2 separate regions of the Homo sapiens genome follow, and region 1 is linked to region 2. Evidence: chromatin loops called from intact Hi-C (ENCODE). Cell type or tissue: PC-9. All regions are shown on one strand. Each heading gives the region's core, and the rest is flanking DNA. Links, peaks and the distances in the headings are about the cores only.

The links. Hi-C counts contacts between places; a loop is a spot of excess contacts. Peaks named below come from ENCODE experiments on the same cell type or tissue, not always from the same donor. Only the 100,000 strongest peaks of a DNase experiment are listed, where the experiment ranks them.
Region 1: a loop joins it to region 2, with 3 times the contacts of the local background. A loop is called at or near these places in 2 of 110 quality-filtered maps.

Annotation. Positions count from the first base shown.
Region 1 is chr10:29,753,758-29,761,416 of GRCh38, reverse strand. No RefSeq gene overlaps it. Among named protein-coding and RNA genes, the nearest start is that of SVIL, 120 kb to the right of the region's middle. In PC-9, for the core only: no CTCF peak of the experiment used is centred there; DNase peaks (open chromatin) are centred at 3,316 and 3,656; H3K27ac peaks cover 2,183 bases.
Region 2 is chr10:29,954,720-29,962,378 of GRCh38, reverse strand. No RefSeq gene overlaps it. Among named protein-coding and RNA genes, the nearest start is that of JCAD, 100 kb to the left of the region's middle. In PC-9, for the core only: no CTCF peak of the experiment used is centred there; DNase peaks (open chromatin) are centred at 3,738 and 4,228; H3K27ac peaks cover 3,009 bases.

The DNA.
Region 1 (7,659 bases), core at 1,198-6,197, 200 kb after region 2:
AAAGGACCAGTTGGAGAAAACAAGGTAATGAGACCAGAGATCTTCGGACAGGGAAGGGGGACCCTCTGTCACTGGGAAAAGCTCCTTAACCAGGTCCAACACCCTTCCTGCCTACTTCCTCCTGTCCAGCCCTCACCCATCCACCCATGGTCGGTAGATGTGGGAGAATCAGAATTGAGGTGAGGTTGGGGAGGTGAGTTTTAAAAGCTCTAGGCCAGGTGTGGCAGCTCAGGCCTATAATCCCAGCAATTTGGGAGGCCGAGGAAGGTGGATCACTTGAGGTCAGGAGTTCGAGACCAGCCTGGCCAACATGGTGAAACCCTATCTCTACCAAAAATACAAAAATTAGCCTGGCATTGTGGCAGGCACCTGTGATCCCAGCTATTCAGGAGGCTGAGGCAGGAGAATCGCTGAACCCGGGAGGCAGAGGTTGCAGTGAGCTGAGATCGTGCCACTGTACTCCAGCCTGGGTGACAGAGCAAGACTAGGTCTCAAAAAATATTAGCCCGGCGTGGTGGTGGGCACCTGTAATCCTGGCCACTTGAGAGGCTGAGGCAGAAGAATCACTTGAACCTGGGAGGTGGAGGCTGCAGTGAGCTGAGATCCCACCACTGCATTCCAGCCTGGGCCACAAGAGGGAAACTCCATCTCAATAAATAAATAAATAAATAAAAGCTCCTGAGGGCCTCATCCTGGGATTCCTTCCCCTCCTCAGAGCCTGCGGTGAAAGCAACTGACAAAACCACTCCCTGTGGGGCTTGGCACTCTGCTTCCTTTTCTTCCTCATAAATATCTCAAAGACTATTCCTTTCCCCGGACACAGACAGACCAGACGATGTCTCTAAATTCATAGAGCTGGAAGAGAAACCAGGTGACCCTTTCCCCTTCCATTTGCAAAGCTGTATATGCACTTATGATATTCCAATTTTACTTTGCATGAAACCCCCCAGGTATTACTATGAAAAATGTAAATCCCTGAGCATTTTTCTCAGAGATGCTGACTCCATTGACATTGTGAAGGGTTCAGAAGTCCACATTTAAAATAAGCAGGTCAGGGTATTCAGCAGCACACTCAGGAAAATGCTGACCTCAGCACAAAGGAGTTGCTTAAACGACAACAAATTCATGAATGAACTGATAAACTAACATGGATGCTTATGTTGTTAATATTCTTTAATTTGTACACTTATTTTACACATACTATTTTAAATAAATGATATAGTTCACAATTTGTAAAAGCTTTGTAAAAGTTTTTTTTTTTTTTTTTGACTCAAAGTTATGCTCTGTCACCAGTCTGGAGTGCAGTGGCCTGATCTCAGCTCACGGCAACCTCTGCCTCCAGGTTTAAGCAATTCTTGTGCCTCAGCTCCCCAATAGCTGGGACTACAGGCACCTACCACCACACCTGGCTAATTTTTTTTTTTTTTTTTTTTTTTTTTGTATTTTAGTAGAGACAGGGTTTCACCATGTTGCCCAGGGTGGTCTCAAACTCCTGAGCTCAGGCAATCCGCCTGCCTTTGCCTCCAAAGTGCTAGGATTACAGGTGTGAGCCACCGAGCCTGGCCATTTGTAAAAGTTCTTAAGAGTGGTAGATCACAGTGGATAACCTTATAAAACCATCTAACATCAGAATTTCTGGCACTTCCTGACATGTTACCCTGAGCAAACATTAAGCTCTCTGCATTTCCGTTTATTTATGTATAAAATGGGGATGATTATTGCATCTAGTTGTGATGTATATTAAATCAGATTATGCATGCGGAGTGGGTTAGTGTTCACCCCAAATTCATGTCCTTCCAGAAACTCAAACTATTACCTTATGTGGAAATAAGGTCTTGATAGACTTACTTTCTTAAGATGTGATCCTATCAGATTAGGGTTGGCCCTAAACTTAATGACTGGTGTCCTCATAAGAAGAGGGGAGGACACACACAGAGATGTCCACATACACAAAGAAGAAGGTCATGTGATGAAGGAGGCAGCAGACTGGAGTGAACCAGCCACAAGCTAAAGAATACCAAGCAGGGTGGCCACCACCAGAAGCTGGAAGAGATGAGGAAGGATTCTTCTCTAGAGCCCTCAGAAGGGCCATGGCCCTGCTGACACCTGGACTTAATTTGGTTTTCACTCATTTTTATTTAGTGATTAATTGATTGATACAGGGTCTTGCTCTGTCACCCAAGCTGGAGTGCAGTGACATGATCACAGCTCACAGTAGCTTTTAACTTGGGCTCAGGTAATCCTCCCATCTCAGCCTCCTGAGTAGCTGGGACTACAGGTGCATACCATCATGCCTGGCTCATTTTTTATTTTTTATTTTTATTTATTTATTTATTTATTTATTTATTTATTTATTTATTTTGTGATGGAGTCTCGCTCTGTTGCCAGGCTGGAGTGCAGTGGCACGATCTCGGCTCACTGCAACCTCCGCCTCCCGGGTTCAAGCGATTCTCCTGCCTCAGCCTCCCCAGTAGCTGGGATTACAGGCGTGTGCCACCACGCCCAGCTAATTTTTGTATTTTTAGTAGAGATGGGTTTTCACCATGTTAGCCAGGATGATCTCGATCTCTTGATCTCGTGATCTGCCTGCCTCAGCCTCCCAAAGTGCTGGGATTACAGGCGTGAGACAGGTTCTCTCTCTGTTGACCAGGCTGGTCTTGAACTCCCAGCCTCAAGCAATTGTCCCACATTGGCCTCCCAAAGTGCTGGGATTACAGGTGTGAGCCACTGTGCCCGGCCTGACACCTTGACTTTATATTCTAGCCTCCAGAACTATAAGAGAACAAATTTCTCTGTTTAAAGCCACCTAATTTGTGACACTTTCTTACAGCAGTCACAGGGAACTAGTACAGGAGGTAAATATTTAACCTGGTCCTAAAAGAAAAAAAAAATGTTTAACCTGGTCCTTGGCACAGAGAAGACACTCACTAATAATTAGCAATTTTGTTAGGTAAATGCAAACTTCTGTGCCAGTTATTCTAACTTGAATCTTTCTCCCTTGCAGTTCTAGTTCTACCCAATATTCAAACTAGTGCCTCCTACATCCCATTTTACCTTGCATTACACTTATATGAGTGTTTTAGCTCTCCTTCTGGCCTGCAAGTTCCAGGCGATGGAAACACGAAGCCTTATTCAGTTTCTGTGTTTATGACAGTCCCAAGCACTGCAGTAAGAAATATTTGAATGCTTACTAGGGATTGGGAGTAGCACTAGGCACGGGAGTTATAAAAGATGATTATGATGCTGTCTCTGCCCTTCAGAAGCTGGAAGGTTTGTCGGGAGGGTGATGGACAAATGAGTCACTGTGGGACTCCGGTAAATGCTATAACAGCCGCGGTGAGAGCCAGGGGAGCAGAGCTGACTCACCCTCAGGTGGGTGCACAGGTGAGACTTCACCCAGGAGACCACTTTTCAGCTGAGGCTTAAAGTGTTACAAGCAGAGTTCCCTTGGTGGAGAAACAAGAGATCGCCGGGGTTCCAGGCATGTGCAAAGACCAGAGTGTGATGGCCCAGTGGGCACCACTGAGGAGTTTCAACTCTGTCCTGCAGAAATAAGAAGAAACCACAAGTGTAATCACATTTAAATAGATTCTTTTGGGGCAAGGCCAACTGTCATTCCTTGAAGGAAGTGCTTACTGAAAAGCCTTAACACACCAGGCATTGTCTGGTTGGCTGCTGGTTCATTTGGGGTCATCCCCTCTTTCCTGAGTCCTTGAGTCACTCTGAAATCAAAGGGTAGCTCCTGAAACTTCTCATGAGCTGTGCCACGGTGACATTAGGACAGGAATTGGGGGTGGAAGTGAAGAACTGAGTGGGCAGGAAGGTCTGGAAGAGCCCAGCAGAAATAGGACATGACTAGGGGGCCTAGACAGAAAAAGTAGTGAGCAGAAGAGAAAAAGAGGGCAAATGAAGGTAAAAGTTCACTTCTCTCTCCGTGAACTTGGAAAAGACCTGGCCCTCCAGTGAGAAGTGGGCTGGGCAAGAATGAGCTGCTCAAATCCCTAGGAGTTCTGGAAAGGTGGGGGAAAAAGAGATGACAGCCTGAGAAATCATACCAGGGCTGAGAAGAGGAGGGAAAGTCTCTCAACTAAGAGCTGAAACAGAATTCCTAGCTTGTCTCATGACTTAGCACTAACAATGAGGTCTCAAGATGGGTGAGAGAGTGGATGCCGGCCAGGTCTCCCACCAAGTCCACAGGGCATCGGCAGAGGAAAGCCTGTTTTGCAGATTGAGATTTCCCATAAATTGTTACTCCTTATATGTATTTTACTCACAATTTGTCTCATCAACTTTATCAAAGTAAAATTTTAGTGCAATAAAATACCACCATTTAAAATGTATGCTTGTAATCCCGGCACTTTGGGAGACTGAGGTAGGAGGATTGCTTGCAGCCAGGAGTTCAAGACCAACTTGGGCAACATAGCGAGACACCATCTCTACAAAAAAAAAACAAAAATTGTTTTAAATTATCCCTGCATGGTTGTGCACCCCTGTAGTCTTAGCTACTCAGGAGGCTGAGACAGGAGGCTCCCTTGAGCCAAAAAGTTCAAGGTTGCAGTAAGCCACGCGTGACAAAGTAAGACTCTGTCTCAAAAAAAAAAATGTACATCTGATGAGTTCTGACAAGTGTATATACTCAAGTAAGCAACCGCTACAGTCAAGATGCAGAACAGTTCCTTCACCCCAGAAAATTCCCTTGTGTTGCTTCCCAGCCAATTCCCCTCCCACTCTCAGCTTCAGGCAACCCCTGATCTGCTTTCTGTCCATGTAGATTAGATTTGTCTTTTAGAGAATTTCATGTAAATGAAATCATACATTACATAGTCTTTTGTCAGCTTGGCTTCTTTCACTCAGCATAATGTTTTCGAGATCCACCCATGTCACTGTGTACATCAGTAGTTTGTTCTGTTTTTGAAGGCTAACATTTCATTGTATGAATATAGCTCAGTCTGTTTATTCACCTGCTGATGAAATTAGGGTTGTTTCCACTTTTTGGCTATTATGAATTAAGCTTCTATGAACATTTGTCTACACGTCTCTCTGTGGACATGTTTTCATCTCTTTGGTGAACATCAGGAGTAGAATTGCTGGATGTATTTCTTAAAGTGCATCATTAACTTTTCCACAGTATTTCACAATGTGAGTTTCCCACCACCAACGTCCACGAGGTCCATTACTCTGCATTCTTGCCAACACTGGCTTTGAACTTGATATGTCCTTTTAATTTTAAACATTTTAACGGGATGTATCGATGAAAAGAGTCAAACTCTGTAAAATATTCAAAGAGATTTATTCTGAGCCAAATATGAGTGACCATGGCCCCTGACATAGCCCTCAGGAGGTCCTGAGAACATGTGCTCAAGGTGGCCAGGGTACAGCTTGGTTTTATATATTTTGGGGAGGCATGAGACATCAATCAAATAACTCAGAAATAATGTTGGTTTGGTTCAGAAAGGTGGGACAACTCAAAGCAGGGGGTGGCTTCCAGGCTATAGGTAAATTTAAACATTTTCTGATTGACAATTGGTTGAGTTTGTCTAAAGACCTGGGATCAATAGAAAGGAAATGTTCAGATTAAGAAAAAAGATTGTGGAGACCTGAGGTTCCTTCAAAGTCTCATAGTGGCTGCCCTTAAAGACAATAGATAACAAATGTTTCCTATTCAGATCTTTAAAAGGTGCTAGACATTTAGTTAACATCTCAGGATTGGGAGGGCCTGGAAGAAAAAGATCTAGCTATGTTAATAGAGATTCTTTACAGATGCAGATTTTCCCCTACAAAGGACGGCTTTGCAGGGCCATTTCAAGACATGGCAGAAAAACATGGTTTGGGATTAAATATTTTGATTTTTTTCCTTGTCTTATAACGTTATGCCAGAGTCAGATTGGAAAGTAAGTCACTATGTATAGGGTCAAATAAAACCCATCTGATGAGAATTATGGCTTGTGGGGGATGACTCTCCAGACCCCTTAGATAGGAATTTGGGCAAGATAAAAACATCAGAGCTTAGTCGTCAGATGTAATGTGTACCAGTTTCTCTTGTACTTTTAATTTGCGTTTTCCTGAAGATAATATTGAGCGTCTTCTCATGTGCTAATTCGTCATTCACATGCATCTTATATGGAGTATCTGTTCAAATCTTTTGCTTTTTTTTTTTTTTTTTTTGAGACGTCTTGCTGTCACCCAGGCTAGAGTGCAGTGGTGCAATCTCGGCTCACTGCAATCTCTGCCTCCCAGGTTCAAGCGATTCACCTGCCTCAGCCTCCTGAGTAGCTGGGATTACAGGTACTCGCCACCACGCCCAGCTAATTTTTTGTATTTTTAGTAGAAATGGGGTTTCACCATCTTGGCCAGGCTGGTCTTGAACTCCTGACCTCGTGATCCACCCGCCTCGGCCTCCCAAAGTGCTGGGATTACAGGCGTGAGCCACTGCACCAGGCCTCTTTTGCTCATTTTTATTGGATTGTTTGCTATTATTAAATTCCACAAGTTCTTAAATATTCTAGATACAAATACTTTTGTCATACCTATTACAAATACATCCACATGAGCAGCACCATGAAAAGACTATCATTTCCCCAATTACCTTGGCATCTTTGTAAAAACTCAATTATCTTCATATGTGTGGGTCTATTTCTGGGCTCTCTAATCTGTTTCTTTAATCTGCATATCTAGTTATACATCAATACCAGATATCTTAATCCCTATAGCTTTATAGTAAGTCTTATATAATTAGGTAGTATAAATCCTCCAACTTTGCTCTTTCATTTCAAAATTGTTTCTCTCAGCAACATCTTGTAGTTTTCATTGTTTGAGTGTTGCATAAATTTTTATCTTGTTTAATTTGGCCCAGAGTACTTCATGGATTTTAATGCTACTGTAAATGGTGCTGTTTATTGTAATTTCAATGACAACTGCTTCTTGGGAATTCATTAAATGTTTTAATATGACTGTCTCATTTTTTAGTCATTAGCAAAAGTGCTGGGCAAAGGGCATATGCTATCCAGAAGTTCTCTTGAAACTACGTGGAAAAATTCAAGAAAAGTAGGCGCCAATGGAAATTCTACCTAAGAAATGGCTTCCTCTAAGAGGGAGCCCTCAAAGAGATCTTGGCTAAAATCAGAGAAGACCCTACCTGGTAATTTAGTTGAGTTAAGAGACCCCAAAGTCAGTTAGTCTACCTCTTTGGAAGAGGTATTAAGAGTCTTGGAATAGTGGTTCCCAAAGCTGGGAAGTGAGGAAAGAAAGAAAGAAGAAAGAAAAAAAAAAGAAAGAAAAAAAGAAAGAAGTCTGACCCTGATCTCTAAGCTTCTCAGAACCCGCTGTGTGATTTCTTGACTCTCCAGAGATTCTGATACTCAATCCTCAGGCATTTATCCTCCCTCCTTATTCTGCTCTGATGACCACTGTGATCTAGAGCCAACTTATTGATGGGAGAACAGTGTATTTCTCAGCGTGTGAGGGTGGAAAACAGTTCTGAATGACGCGAGCTCATTTGGAAGATGAGTACTTAGTATGGAGCCCTGAAGAAAAGTCAGTCTGAACCTGTAATTCCTGCCCCAAAGCCATCATTCTACAATTTGCAACTGGTTCTGGTGGGAATACTTCATTTCCTCATTTAAATGGAAATGCTCCCAGAGGTGGTGCTCTAAGTAAGTC
Region 2 (7,659 bases), core at 1,499-6,498:
AACTGTTCAAAATATTTGTCTTGCTTTTCGGCTCAGCTGCTTGGGAAAAGCACTTGCCCTGTCTCTCCTGTATGCTCCTCCATACCCTACGATGTGGAGTAAGCATTGTTTTCATAAAAATGTTTGCCTTTTCTCCAACAAAAGAAATTGATGTTCCTCTTGGGGATACCTCTGTGTTAGCCAAAACTGAAGTAATTATTTTTAGAGATATGCACTTTAAAAATGTCTAATTTATTGCAATGCTTACAAATGCTAATAAAATGCACTATAATGGTCACAAGGCCAATACAGTTCCATGCACATAGAAAAAAAAGAGAAGAAACATATATGTGAACATAATAATGGATTCATAAATAAACATAAGAATGGACTTGACCTGCAGAGGAGGAAAAGAATAGATCATTTTATTCTCTAGATCTACCACTAATGTCAGTTCTATACCCAGGCTAAGAAGAGTCTTTGTAAATGTTTATTTTATTTATTTATTTATTTATTTTGAGATGAAGTCTCACTCTGTTGCACAGGCTGGATTGCTGTGGTAGGATCTTGGCTCACTGCAACCTCCGCCTCTTGGGTTCCAGCAATTCTCCCTGACTCAGCCTCCCGAGTAGCTGGAATTATAGGCGCCCGCCACCATACCTGACTAATTTGTAATTTTCATATTTTACAAATGGGGTTTCGCCATGTTGGCCAGGCTGTTCTTGAACTCCTGACCTCAGGTGATCTGCCCACTTCGACCTCCCAAAGTGCTGGAATTACAGACATGAGCCACTGCACCCGGCGTAGAAGAGCCTTTTAAAGGAGCTTCTCTGGAGAACATGTTCTACCATATCATGACACATGCCTTCTGCAAACATTGCCAGCATTACCTGCACTAACCACTAATTTCCCTACAGCCCTTCCCTAAACTCCCCAGACACCCCTGCCTGTTCCCCAGCTGGGGTCCACTGTGCACTGCCTTGTGGCATCTCTTGCATTGTGACGTCTATATTGTAATTACACTTTTTGCAGATGCCTTGTATCCTCAACTATTTGTACCATTTCATCTGCTTGGCTTCATTGGCGGCTCCCCAGTGACATTCCAGACCTGGCCCGTGTGCATAGGACTGGGAGGAGGCAGAGAATAAGGAAGGTTGCTGCTGCTGCCAGTGGAGGAGAGGCCATCAGCTGGGGCTTGACAGCCCAGAGTCATTTCCTCAACCCTGGGCCTAGGACTTGCACAAGGAGGGTCCTCACATCTGCCCCAGTTTGCAGGCTTTGTCACTTGGTTGCCACTTCAGCCTGACCATCATGTGCATTTTAGCCTAATTTAGTCTCTCAGCCATTGATGAAGGGAGTGAGTCCACAGTGTGGTCCGATAGGGGCCATGTCTGGGGGAATATACTACTCCATGAAGTGGAATATGCCCATTCTGAGCCTTCCCAGGAAGCCAGGCCTTCTCCTCTGTCTTAGGCTGAAATCCAAGGGGTTCTGGATAGAACCATATTCCTGATTCCCGCTTCCTTCAAACATTTTCTCAGAAGCAGATATGGCTTTCCACAGACCTGGCTCTCTGGGGTTAGCCAAGGGCCCCGACTGGGCTCTATCAACTGTTCCTGAACCCCAGGAGCTTCACTGATCCCTAATTTCCCCACAGCCCTTCTCTTCCCTAAACTCCCAAAGCACCCCTGTGTGTTCCCCAGCTGGGATCCACCGGGCACTGCCTCAGGGCATCTCTAGAATCATTCTATCCATATTGTACTTAAATTTGTTGCAAATGCCTTGTTTTTTTGTTTTCTCGACTAGTTTGTACCAAGCAGGGAAGGAAGGAGCAACTTGGTTAGATCCACAGAAAAGAACTTAAATCCCAGCATACCTGCCCCAGGCTGGCACCCATTCCCAGTCAGTCAGCGCCCCACTGGGCATGGTGGCTCCAACATATGCCAGACTAAACACATGCTGCAATACTTTAGCACCCCCACAGGCAGAAATATGTTCCAGAATTCTCCCTTGAGTACCTACTCAGGGAGACTGTCTCCACTCATAGCAAAATAAATGAACGCATTCAAGGTCTTTGATCTCTCATAAGAGCAAATTGTCCCTGGCTATCAGGGATGGGAGCAGAGGGTCTACCTCTGCTCCTATCGCTCCCAGATTGCAATGTGGGCTGATGTAAAAAACTGAAGCTGTGGGTATGGGCATGTGTGGGCTTCATCTGAGCCATGGCATTTCCAGGAGCAGTTCCAGGGAGCGACAGAAACGTTCTTCTCCGGCACTGAAGGTGTGCTCTGGTTTACTACCACTTTAGCAAGTGCCAGCCTCGCTTTGGATGCCACTTACCCTTCAATATGGTCAGTATTACTGGGTCCGTAAGTACATTCTACTCCCTCTCCCCTGCCCACAGGCGTGGCTGGCTGCCGCCGCCTGTATTTTCAGCTGTCGAACTGCCGCGTTGCCTTTTGTATTGATCTTCCAGGGATCAGTCTGTTTCCTACTGTGTCAAAACTTACAGAGGCCGGATGTCTTTTTTCTCATACATCTGGCTTTGCTGGAAGTTTTGAAAATGGAATGGGAAGTCTCTCAGATTCACGGGTCCAGCCAAGCGATCGGCATATGGTCCAGTCTTCATCTGCTGCAGCCGAGACGGGACGGGGCCTCTTCTCCCAGATAGCTGAGCGCTCAGCTGCAAGAACCCAAGAACCCAGATGTGTGTCCGTATGTAATTGATGATATAATAGAACGCGCGCTCTGGCTGCAGGGGAAATGTGATACGGTGTCAATCACCCTGCCAGAGAGAAAATGAAAGTGAGGTCCAAAATTTGAAAATGATGACTTCGCTTTTGTTGGTTAAAGTCATCATCAGGTAAGGGATCCTTCCCATATCCCAAACCCTCTGAATGAGAAGGAGGAGAGCATTCTATTCTATACAGGGGCCTTGAACACTAGAGAAGAGGGAAGGAACTCACGGTTGATGGGGTACCCAGGCCAGACACATTGCTGGTGAATCCTGACTTAACTACCCCAGCAAGCCGATAGTACAGACCTTGTTTGACAAACTGGGAGACTGAGCGTCTTCATCTGCCAGGGAGGCTATAATGGAATGTCATAGACTAGGTGGCTTATTAACAACAGAAATTTATTTCTCGCAGTTCTGGAGGCTGGAATCCTGAGATCAGGGTGTCAGTGTGGCGGATTCTGGTGAGGGCCTCTTCCTGGTTGATAGACAGCCGTTTTCTTGCTGTATCTTCACATGGCAGAAGGGGCCAGGGAGTACTCTGGGGCCACTTTTATAAGGGCACTAAACCCATTCATGAAGGCCCCACCCACATGACCTAATCACCTCCCCCAGGTCCCACCTCCAAATACCATCATACTGTGGGGTAGGATTCAACATATGAATTTTGAGGAAACACAAACATTCAGTCTATAGCACTGAGAGTCGGAGAATTCAAGTTGTGTGGAGACACACAAGAAACATGTGATGCATACGGAATTCTAATCTGAATCTTTTAAATCCAGGGCCCCTTTCCAACACCACAAGGTCGAAGCAAGATGGGGAGGACTGGGGCCCCAAAGTGCTGAGAAAAGAGGCTTTGGGGAGGCCCCAGTGAGAGCACAGAGGTGCTGAGAGGGAAGCGAAGCAGAATGGGTGGAGCCCGCATGGTCTGACAGGCAGGCAGGTGCTGTGGCATCAGGCTAGAAAGCAGAATCTTAGGCTTTTTGAGTGAATTGTGTAACCGCATCATAAAATGTGAATGCATTCTTTCTGATATGACAACATGAATATTATGATAGCCAGAGATGGTCTTATCTGTCTCCTTTTTCCTCCCAAGGTGTAATCTAAGCAAGGCTTAGCACATAGTAGCTGCTCAGTAAACATTTGTGCATGTCTTTATTGAGTCTAGAATAACCATCACCTTTTCCTTTGCTCTCAATACTATTTCGCCTTCTTCATTTCCATGTGTTTACTGAGAAAAAGTTGTGTCCAAATGCACAGCTCATTTTATACTAAAAGCACCTAGGCAGACGATGTCACTGGCAAAAGTCTAAATCCCTTATTTGAGTGTGCTGCTTCTAAGAATTGTCTCTAGGGTGCTTCCAGAAAGGACTCAAAAGCCATCCAAACTGTGTGGGTTGCACAATCAAAGAGTGCTCGTTCTTTCGCTGATCTTTTCCCCTTGCAAATACCTTGGGCTGTGTTCACCTCCTGCAAGATGGATTACTGAGCCCGAGGAATTAGTTGGCAAATACCACCAACTGGTTTTGACAACTGTTTTTCACAAAGTGAGAGAGAATTTTCCTTTTTGAAAGGCTGAAGGCAGGAGACATTCCCCTGAGACCAGGTCTTGGGCCCCTGCCAGGCTGCCATGGGCCATTGCCCTGCGGCTTTCAGAGTGGCTGAACCCTGCCTGACCCTGGCCTCCCTAGGGGACTGTGACCCTGGCAGGACACCAAGCAACAATACCAGCCTTCCCTGAGAGTGATGAGACTAAAAGGGCCAGGCAAATAAGGCAACAAGAGAGGGCAGGTCTTAGCATCAGAGGTGGGAACAAAGGGGCCCAGGTGTGGCAAAGATGAAGAGCAATCGGTCCCTAGGATACAACTCCTGCAGTGTCATCCCAGAGGTTCCCAGGCATTCAAAAGAGAAGTTTCCAATTTGAACAAAATATTTTCCTATTATTCAACAAGCCCAGGTATTCGCGTGTAGATCAAACCTAAGCGCCTGCGCATTTCCAGTCTTAATATCTGCTGGAAGGGATGGCAGGCCTTGCCCTGTTCTGTGCTAGGGGGAGTTTTCAGTGGGCCCTTTCCCCGAAGCTGTGAGACAGGGAAGGCAGGAAGCCCAAGAGGAGGAGTGAATGGAGCCCTAATAAAGGCAGACTGGAGAAAAGAGGTTTCGCTGCTACAATATACTGCACTTTCTGCATAGGGTGAAAAACAGGAACCGTGGTGAGCAGGCTGGCAGCAGAGCCTTCATTAAAGCAGTCAGCCACTGAGTGTCTTCCAAGCCTCAGGCCTGTGTGAGATGCTGTGAGGGAGACCAAAAGCGTAAGATGGGACTATTTCAGCCTCTAAAGAGGGACACCAAAATGCTAGCAATGATTGTATTTGGATAGAAGAATTCTAGATGATTTCTTTTCTTCTTTCTTTGTCTCTATTTTTGGTTTATCCTCATTTTAATAATGTTCTATAATAAATATAAACGACTATATTACTAAAAGTTACTTAAACTATTATTTTGTAACTGTTTTCAAATTGAAAATCTTTTGTTTGCTTGTTTAAGATATGATGCCTGTAATTCCAGTGCTTTGGGAGGCCGAAGGGGGAGGATCAGTTGAGGCCAAGAGTTTGAGACCAGCCTGGGTACATAGTAAGACCCGATTCTCTACAAAATTTTTTAAAACTTAGCTGGGCATGGTGGCACACACCTGTAGTCCCAGCTACTTGGGAAGTTGAGGCGAGAGGATTGCTTAAGCCTAGGAGGTCTAGGCTGCAGTGAGCTATGATCATGCCACTGCACCCCAGCCAGGACAACAGAGCCAGATCCTGTCTCTTGAAAAAAAAAATCCCTGCCCAGAGGAGCATAGTTGGAAACTGTTGAGGAAGACAGCACTGCCATTTAGACAACTAGAGTAAGCCATGTGAGTCCATGCGTGGCCATGTTCCAAGGTGTGTGGCACACAGCCTGCATTTCAGGAGTTTAGAGAAGACGGGGCAAAGGATGGTCGTAGTGTGGTTATCTGAGAAGACTTCCCAGAACAAAATGTCTCCTATGGGCCACTCCCTTTCACAATCACCATTGTCCTTTTTTCCAATGCCTGGGTTAGTGTATAAACCACAGTAGATGTTTGATAAGGCCCTGTCCCGTTGGAATGGAATTTGACCAGATGACGTGGAAGAGGGCTGAACCCCTGCAAGCAGAGGCAGGACTGGAGCACAGGGTCAGGGGCACATTGTGCACACCCCTTTGGTCATTGAGTACGGCCACTCCTCCCCCAGTATGGGAGGAGGAATCATAATGGCTCAAGCTTTACAACCGTCTTCAAACTGGGCCACACCAACCTCTGGGGTTTAAGAAACTTCCCAAGGGGCACTTGGGCACTACAGATTTAAGAGCATCAATTTCCAGATTCTTTTTTTTTTTAGACGGAGTCTCGCACTATTGCCCTGGCTGGTGTGCAGTGGTGCGATCTCGGCACGCTGCAACCTCTGCCTCCCAGATTCAAGACATTCTCCTGCCTCAGCCTCCTGAGTAGCTGGGACTACAGGCTCCCACCACCACGCCAGGCTAATTTTTTATATTTTTAGTAGAGACAGGGTTTCACTATGTTGGCCAGGCTGTTCTTGAACTCCTGACCTCGTGATCCACCCGCCTCGGCCTCCCAAAGTTCTAGGATTACAGGCGTGAGCTACCGCACCTGGCAATTTCCAGATTCTTAATCTTGGAATGTACTGCTTTCTGAGATATTTGGAACAAAACATTCGTGATGGAAACATTATGAAAATACCTCCCCTTCACAGTCTTCTCCCACTTTATAGGGGAAGGTCAGACCCTTCCCCCATCCCAACTACTGCTATAGTGCTAACCTCTAGTGCATTGACCCCAGTGTGTTAAGTGGGTGATTTAGTGGCTTAACACAACCCATATTTACTCTCTCATGGTTTCTGTTGGTCAGAGGTCCAGGCCTAACTTAGCTGAGTCCTCTGCTTCAGGACCTCATAAGAGGCTGCATTCAATGTGTCTGCCAGGCTGGGGTCTCATCTGAGGCTCCACTGGGGAACAATCTACTTCCAAGCTCATGTGGTTTGGGCAGGATTCACTTCCTGGCAGGTTGTTGAGTCCCAGCTCCCTGCTGGCTGTTGCCGGAGGCTGCCCTGAGTTCCCGCCACAAGGGCTTTACCACATGGAGGCTTACATCAACAAAGTCAATAAGGGAGAGAGTCGAGAAAGCCTGCTAGAAAGATGGAAAGTCCCATCTCCTGTTGCATAATCACAGACATAACATTCATCACACACCCTTGATGTATTCTGATTCCCCCCTTTATTTATGTATGTATGTATTTATTTATTTTTATTGATACGTAATAGATGCACATATTTTGGGGTAAGTGTGATATTTTGATACATTCCTATAATGTGTAATGGTCAAATCCAAGTAATTGGGGTATCCATCATCTTAAACATTTATCCTTTCTTTGTGCTAGGAACATTTGAATTATTCTTTTTTAGCTATTGTGAAATATATAATAGATTATTATTAACTATGGTCACTCTACTGATCTATCAAACACCAGCTCTTATTTCTTCTATCTAACTGTATTTTTGTACCCACCCTTGCTGTTTCTGTTAACTAGAAGCAAGTTACAGTTCCAACCACACTTTGGCAGGGGACTCTACAAGCCCATGGACTCTAGGAGGCGGGAATAATTTGGGACAATCTTAGAGTCTATCTGCCACCCTGGGTTACCAAAGAAAGGGATCATTAGAAATACTGGCATCAGCAAGATGTCCTTTCATGAAGGCACTGAGACACTCCTAGCCATCTTATCAGGGTACATTTCCAATGATGTTTTAGTAATTATTTTAATTAAAATTTATTTAATGTATAGTTTTGCTTCTTTTGAGACCCAGTCTTGCTCTGTTGCCTAGGCTGGAGTGCAATGGCACAATCATGGTTT